3 separate regions of the Homo sapiens genome follow, and all the other regions are linked to region 2. Evidence: chromatin loops called from intact Hi-C (ENCODE). Cell type or tissue: psoas muscle. All regions are shown on one strand.

The links. Peaks named below come from ENCODE experiments on the same cell type or tissue, not always from the same donor. Only the 100,000 strongest peaks of a DNase experiment are listed, where the experiment ranks them.
Region 1: a loop joins it to region 2, with 6 times the contacts of the local background. A loop is called at or near these places in 73 of 110 quality-filtered maps.
Region 3: a loop joins it to region 2, with 2.6 times the contacts of the local background. A loop is called at or near these places in 9 of 110 quality-filtered maps.

The regions. Positions count from the first base shown.
Region 1 is chr10:23,993,469-23,995,968 of GRCh38, forward strand. It overlaps a transcript of KIAA1217 not described here. Among named protein-coding and RNA genes, the nearest start is that of KIAA1217, 210 kb to the right of the region's middle. In psoas muscle, a CTCF peak has its summit at 1,187 (motif pointing right); a DNase peak (open chromatin) is centred at 1,193.
Region 2 is chr10:24,359,279-24,361,778 of GRCh38, forward strand. All of the region lies in intron 2 of KIAA1217, which reads left to right. Among named protein-coding and RNA genes, the nearest start is that of MIR603, 85 kb to the left of the region's middle. RefSeq lists enhancers at 1,231-1,310, 1,341-1,400. In psoas muscle, a CTCF peak has its summit at 1,454 (motif pointing left); a DNase peak (open chromatin) is centred at 1,433; H3K27ac peaks cover 614 bases.
Region 3 is chr10:24,241,344-24,243,843 of GRCh38, forward strand. All of the region lies in intron 2 of KIAA1217, which reads left to right. Among named protein-coding and RNA genes, the nearest start is that of MIR603, 33 kb to the right of the region's middle. In psoas muscle, no CTCF peak of the experiment used is centred here; no DNase peak of the experiment used is centred here; H3K27ac peaks cover 1,196 bases.

The DNA of each region.
Region 1 (2,500 bases), 370 kb before region 2:
AGAAGCTCCATGGAAGATATCCAGGAGATTATCCAACTCTTTCAGATTTCCCAGAGTCCAAGAGTTTGGCTCTCCATAGCCCAGCTTTTTTTTTTTTTTTTTTTTGAGACAGAGTCTCATTCTGTTGCCTAGACTGGAGTGCAGTGGCATGATCTCAGCTCACTGCAACCTTCGCCTCCTGGGTTCAAGTGATTCTCCTACCTTAGCCTCCCAAGTAGCTGAAATTACAAGTGCATGCTACCACACCCAGCTAATTTTTGTGTTTTCATCAAAAATACATTTGGATTTTTAGCAGAAAACGGGGTTTCACCATTTTGGCCAGGCTGGTCTTGAACTCCAGACCTCAAGTTATCCACCCACCTCAGCCTCCCAAAGTGCTGGGATTACAGGCATGAGCAACCGCACCCAGTCTGTAGTCCACCTTTTGTAAGAGATGTGAATTGGGATGAGTCTTCCCGGTGTGCCTAAGTCTCAGCTCAGGCTCCTAAACATTCAAGAGAACAGAGAAACTGTCCTGAGGTTACAGGCCTTCGCATTTCTCCTGATGCAGTGGATGGGATAGCAAGTACCAAGGCTTAGCGACTACTCTAGCTTGTGAGCAGATCTGGGGATCCCTAGAGGGAAAGAGGAGAATGTGAATGATTTAGAGTCGTCTTTGGTCTAACCTGGTCATGACTGTGCTGTGTTCCTGACCTGGCTTAGAAAAACCCTCCCATTGACAAGCCTTTCTTGGTTTCTACACCATAAGTTGATGACTATTGAAGCTGAACATGACCTCAATGGTCTTTTAGTTGGCATATTACACTTGGGTTGGGGTGTGGATATGTGGGAGTTTGAGGGATGGGGATTAGGTAGCTGAGGACCAGGGACATCTGATGTAGTGGAAATCTCCTTTGTGCTGATTTTAGGTCTCAGGACAGTCCCACAGCCCAACACCACCTTATCCATGGGACTATCGTGATCGTTGGGTTCTCCGGATGGAGTCCTAACATCGCCCTTTTAAGCAGTTGCCCTTTCTTTCTACTACCCAGGTCAAGCTTTGGAGAAATGGGACAGAAAGTCAAGGAGAGTTTTAACTTTAAACTCAGCAGCCTTTTTTGAAGGTGTCGCTGTGGAAGCCAAGATCATGTCTGGGATTGACCCTAAGGTTGATGGAAGGTTTCTGAGCATAGTTCAGCATCATCCCACCAGGGGGCAGTAGGAAGCTGTGTGCACAAACCATTTCATCTTGACCAAAGTCAAATCCGAACCATACAACTTTTCTGTCCTTGAACCGGAGCTTCATTAAAACCCTTGGGCAACATTTCAAACTTTAAAACTGTAGAAACTTTTAGTGAATATGGAAGCATTGTTAAGCGTAGGTTGGATTTTCTCTTCATAACCAATACAGGATTCAATTTTGCTGGGAGCATGTCATCATTTATTTTCTTGTCTGAAATGGCTGTTTTTCACTGGTTTCAAGATCTGAAATATGAATGCATTATTTACAATTATGTAATACCCTTACCCTGAGCTGTAAAATAAAAATTAAAAAAACTTGCTTTTCCGTGTCTTTTAAAGTGTTGCCTCCAATCCATGTTATTAAAATTTAAAAGAGCCCAAGAGCAGCATTGGTAATAGCAGAGAACAGATTCACACTCAGATTCATTTTTGTTTAGCACTTGCCGTGTGCCAAGCATTGCCCTGGGAACTAGGAGTACAGGGGTGGCTCTGTTCCTCGGGGAGATCATGGTCTCCTGGAAGATCCTACAAAATAACAGAAGACCAAGTCCCCTGTGCTCTGGAGTAATTAGAATGCTGCTCTTAGCTTTTAGGCAAAAAGCTAATCAAATTGGTAAATGGGAAAAAGAAACACAATAGAATCCTTTCTGGAAAAACCACTGCTTAGGAAACCTGACATGTTCATAATTGCAGGATTTGGGGTAAAAACCCCTCAAAGCAAATTTCCTACTTTATCAATTCCATTACAGCCAATTATGGCCTGTGTGTGTGTGTGTGTGTGTGTGTGTGTGTGAGTGTGTGTGTTGTGTCTATATATAACGAAATTAGGGCAAATGGCTTCCTCATTATTAAGAGAGCATTTTTCCTTCCTACTTGAGTTTTCATTATTTCCTAAGTAATATTTTCTCAGTGCAATTTTGCAAATGTAAGATACCCGGGAATAGATACAGGTTGAAGCGGCAATCCAGGGACTGTCTCATAAAAGCATTGAGAAGTTTGGAAGCACATTAAGTTTTTAGATTGAAACAGCAATAAAATAATGTCACTGTGTTATGAACCAGGTGCTGCCTGCCTGCCTGATGTGTCTTGATTCTAATTAGTTAAACAGTAAAAATGGAGCCCTTATTTTTTTGGCAAGGTTAAGCGTATGGCTGAACATGCTCAGCACAGGACAGTGATTTGCAAACTCTGAATCCTGGTCCCCAGTCTATTCTTGACTTTGGGAAAGTCACTTCGCCTCTTGTTTCTTATTTCTCTTGAGTAAAATGGAAGCCATGAA
Region 2 (2,500 bases):
TACGGAGTCTCAGCATGTTGGCCAGGCTGGTCTCCAACTCCTGGCCTCAAGTGATCTGCCCGCCTCGGCCTCCCAAAGTGTCGGGATTACAGGCATGAGCCACCATGCCTGACTTAGCTTTCATTTGATGAGAATATTAATTATTTCAAATTGCTCATAAATCTGCATTACTGTATGTCAGATATTGGCTTTAGCATTTTTCTCAAGTTATTTCATACAACAAAGTATAATATAAACATCATTATTACTATGTCATGAATGAAGAAAGTGTACATGAAACATGCCTAAGGTAATATGCCCAAAGTCTCACAGATAGTAAGTGTTGAAAATGAAGCTTACGCCCAGTTCTTTCTCTTTCCAGAAATTATACTTTCAACCACTATCCTATATTCACTATAGGATTACTTTAGATTCTAAGATTCCTTAGGAAATTAGAAATTCTTAGAATTAGAAGCTGTTGGGATATCACCCTGAACTCTTTTTTGTTAAATGTTGCTGCTTTTTAGTTTATTTACCCTTGAAGGTCTTTGAGGCTTTATATTTTATTATTGTTATATCAACTATAATTCTTAGTGTGACTTATAAAGTCTCACAAGGCTACGTAATTTTATTCCATCTTTAAGTATTTTAAACAGTTAGAAAAGGAATTATATTACAATTAGATTTCTCAATTTAGTAGCTCTTTTTTTTTAACCCAAATAATCAGAAATTACTTTGCTCCCCCAGTTACTGACAGACTGTGTATCTTTAGGATATAATTACTTTTTTTTTTTTTTTTTTTTTTTTGAGACAGACTCTTACTCTGTCGCCCAGGCCGGAGTACAGTGGCACAATCTGGGATCACTGCAACCTCTACCTCCCGGGTTCAAGCGATTCTTGTGCCTCAGCTTCCCGAGTAGCTGGGATTACAGGCACACGCCACCATACCCGGCTAATTCTTTGTACTTTTAGTAGAGATGGGGTTTCACCATGTTGGCCAGGCTGGTCTTGAACTCCTGACCTCAAGTGATCCACCCACCTTTGCCTCCCAAAGTGCTGGGATCCTGTCACGCCCGGCCAAGATAGAATTACTTTCAAGACTATTTCCCAACGTTTGGTCTTGTTATATTCTTTAGTTTTGTGTCATGAGGCTACTAATTTTTTATTCCTCAGTGGTAACTTTATGAAATCTCTTAGACTTGCAGCAATCAAGCCTCTCCCTTCTATCGTGGGCTTTAACTATGCAAGCAGTCAGCCCATTACAGTTTTTTCACAGACTGGTTACATTCAGCCCGAGTTTGAACCAGGGCCATTTGGGGGCATTTGGAGAGGATGAAGATGGACCAAAAGCAATCAGTTGACCTGTGTCTTGTTTCCTCTTGAATTTGGGATTTCAGCTGCCTCCTTTGATTATGCTGGAGACTGTATCATACTCGCTAGGTTCAGGGCACCCCCTTGTGGTGCAACTCGAAACGTAATCAACGTGAGGAAACAGAATGATGGCCAAATGACGAGGAATGAAGAGGCCACGCATGTAGATATGATTTTATTGTTCTTCCCATTTTTAAAACTCTCAAATCAAATCTCCTGTTTTTCTCCTGTTGTTTCAAATTTATCAGTAGTTATTTCAATGCTAAGTGGTTTTTTTTTTTTGGAGGTAGAAACAAATCAGAAAAGCAAGCACAAATAATTTAATGCTACATCTCGGGAGTTTTTAAAAAAATTTTATTACAAAAGTAACCATGGATATTCTAGGAATGTTAGAAATAATAGACTAAGAGTAGGAGAATTATTTACAATCCCATGACCCACATAGAATACTTGTGTTAATATTTTGGTGTATATCCTTCTCCTATTTTTTTCTAGGCACATAGACTCAAAGGAAAGAAACCACATGCCACAAGCACATGCCATTTTTTTTTCTTATTTATGTTATTTTATTTTTTGAGACAGGGTCTAACACTGTCACCCCGGGCTGGAGTGTAGTGGCGCAATCACAGGTCACTGAAGCCTCAACCTACTCAGGCTCAGGTAATCCTCCCACCTCAGCCTCCCAAGTAGTTGGTACTGCAGGCAGACGCCACCATGCCTGGCGAATTTTTGTATTATTTGTAGAGATGAGGTTGCAACATGTTGCGCAGGCTGGCCTTGAGCTCCTAGGCTCAAGCGATCTTCCCACCTTGGCCTCCCAAAGTGCTGAATTTACAGGTGTGAGCCACAGTGCCCAGCCCATTGTTTTCTAATATGATTTTATCCACTTAATTATATGTGTGAACTTCTTTCCCTCCTGTTACATGATAGCTACTTCATCATTGCATGTGGTTGCCTGGTTTTGTTGGTTCCACTGTGTGTGGGCAAATACCATATCATGCAGGGCCTCCTTGTAGATAACTGTAGATTATTTTCTTGGGTTCTTTATTAGAAATAGAATGGCTGGGCCAGGGGCGATGGCTCACGCCTGTAATCCCAGCCCTTTGGGAGGCCGAGGCGGGAAGATCACGAGGTCAGGAGATCGAGACCA
Region 3 (2,500 bases), 120 kb before region 2:
TTAAGTATGCCAAAGGAGCCAGGGTATTTATATTTTTATATTAATTATGCTTTTGCCACTTTTTTCTAGACAGGCTACAGAAGTGATATTAATTTACTTTTTACTGGTACCTACTGATAGGAGCTCCAGTACTGCACAGACTTAAAATTTTAAATTCTACCTGCCTGAAATTTTTCTTGGCCATACAAGTAGAGTCGGATTTTAATGTTACAGGTATTTTCGGAGTGAGAACCCAAGTCACCAAGGGGCTGTGGTTGCTACAGGGTGCAGAAGGAGCCTAGGAGTCGAATATACTGTCCTTTATTCCTTCTGTATTCTAGACGTTGGCACTTCCTCCCTTGCCTCTATCCCAGACAGAAACACAGCCCATAATTATATCCTACATCCATTGTATGTAAGAGACAAATATGTTTTTCATTGTGCTATTTTTAGCCACAGTGTTTCTAGCTGGGGAAAACACTCTCTTCATTCCAGGGTTTTCTTAACAATTTTTCCAGTTTTTCCATGTCAGACTATTCAGAATTATTCAGGTTCCACACTCCTGGGAGAAGGCTCTTAATGAAGTATTGAGTAGGCTCATCGAGGGGGATTCTAGAGGGATTTTGGCATCTGAGCTGCTGAGCCTGAACTCATTCTATGACAGATGATGTCTGTGGTCCCATGAATTAGGCTGCATTGAGGACTCTCATTCCCAGCACTGTTTGGGGGCACTGGGAAAAGGTTGAGTTACCTTATCCCAAGGGTAGATCTATAAGGAGAAAAGCAAATATTTATTTATTTGTTTTAAATTTCTGCTTTTATTTTTAGATATAGGAGGTACATGTATAGGATTGTTGCATGGGTATACTGGATCCAGATAATGAGCATAGTACCCAATAGGTAGTTTTTTAACCCACATCCCACCTCCATCCCCACTCTAGTAGTCCCCAGTGTATTTTGTTCCCATGTTTACATCCATGTGTGCTCCATGTTTAGCCCCCACTTGTAAGTGAGAACATGTGGTATTGGGTTTTCTATTTCTGCATTAATTTGCTAGGAAAATGGTATTCAGCTCCATCCATGTTGCTGCCAAAGAAATGATTTCATTCTTTTTTATGGCTTTATAGAATTCCATGGTGAACATGTACCACATTTTCTTTATCCAGTCCACCATTGACGGACACCTAGGTTGATTCCATGTCTTTGTGGATAGCACGGTGATGAACATAGAAGTGCATGTGTCTTCTCGGTATAATGATCTATATTCCCTTGGGTATATACCCAATAATGGCATTACTGAGTCAAATGGTAGTTCTGTTTTAAGCTCTTTGAGAAATCTCCACACTGCCTTCCACGGTGGCTGAACTAATTTCACTCCCACCAGCAATGTATAAGCACTCCCTTTCCTCCACAGCCTCACCAGCATGTTATTTTTTGACTTTTTAATAACAACCATTCTGACCGGTGTGAGATGGTATCTCATTGTGGTTTTGATTTGCATATCTCTGATGATTAGTGACGTGGAGCATTTTTTCATATGTTTGTTGGCTTCTTGTATGTCTTCTTTTCAGAATTGTCTGTTTATGTCTTTTGTCCACTTTTTAATGGGGTTGTTTTTTGCTTGTTGATTTAAGTTCTTTACATATTCTGGACATTAGACCTTTGTTGGATGCATTCTTTGTGAATATTTTCTCCCATTCTGTAGGTTGTTTGCTCTGTTGATGGTTTCTTTTGGTGTACAGAAGCTCTTCAGTTTAATTAGGTCCCACTTGACAATTTTTTTATTGTTGCAATTGAAAGCAAATATTTATTTCATTCAAAGTTTTAGTTTCAAATATGAATCACAAAGCTGCAATTTTAGGGTAGAAAAGAGTTTTGAACTCAAACATGGTGCCAAAACTCCAAATAGGTTTTGAGTCACTGATGAAATGTTTCTTAAATTTTATTTTATTTTCTTTTAGATTCAGGGGGTACATGTGCATGTTTGTTTCATGGGTACATTGCCTACTGGTGGGGACTGGGCTTCTAGTGCACCCATTATTCAACTAGTGAACATCATAACCCATAGGTAATTTTTCAACCCTCACCCCCTTCCCACCCTCCCTCCTTTTGCAGTCCCCAGGGTCCATTATTTCCATCTTTATGTTCATATATACCAATTGTTTAACTCCCGCTTAATAAGTGAGAATATGCAGTATTTGTTTTTTTTGTTTCTGAGCTAGTTCACTTAGGATAATGGCCTCCAGCTCCAACCATGTTACTACAAAAGACGTGTTTCATTCTTTTTTATGGCTGTGTAGAATATTCACATATATACAGGAATATATATATATATATACACATCTATGAATGTGTAGAATATTCATATGTATGAATACATACGAATGAATATATATGTGTGTTTGTGTGTATATATAGGACTATATATACACATCTATGAATGTATACAATATTCATATATATGAATATATAAGAATGAATATATATGAGTTTGTGTATGTATATATACATATAGATCCTG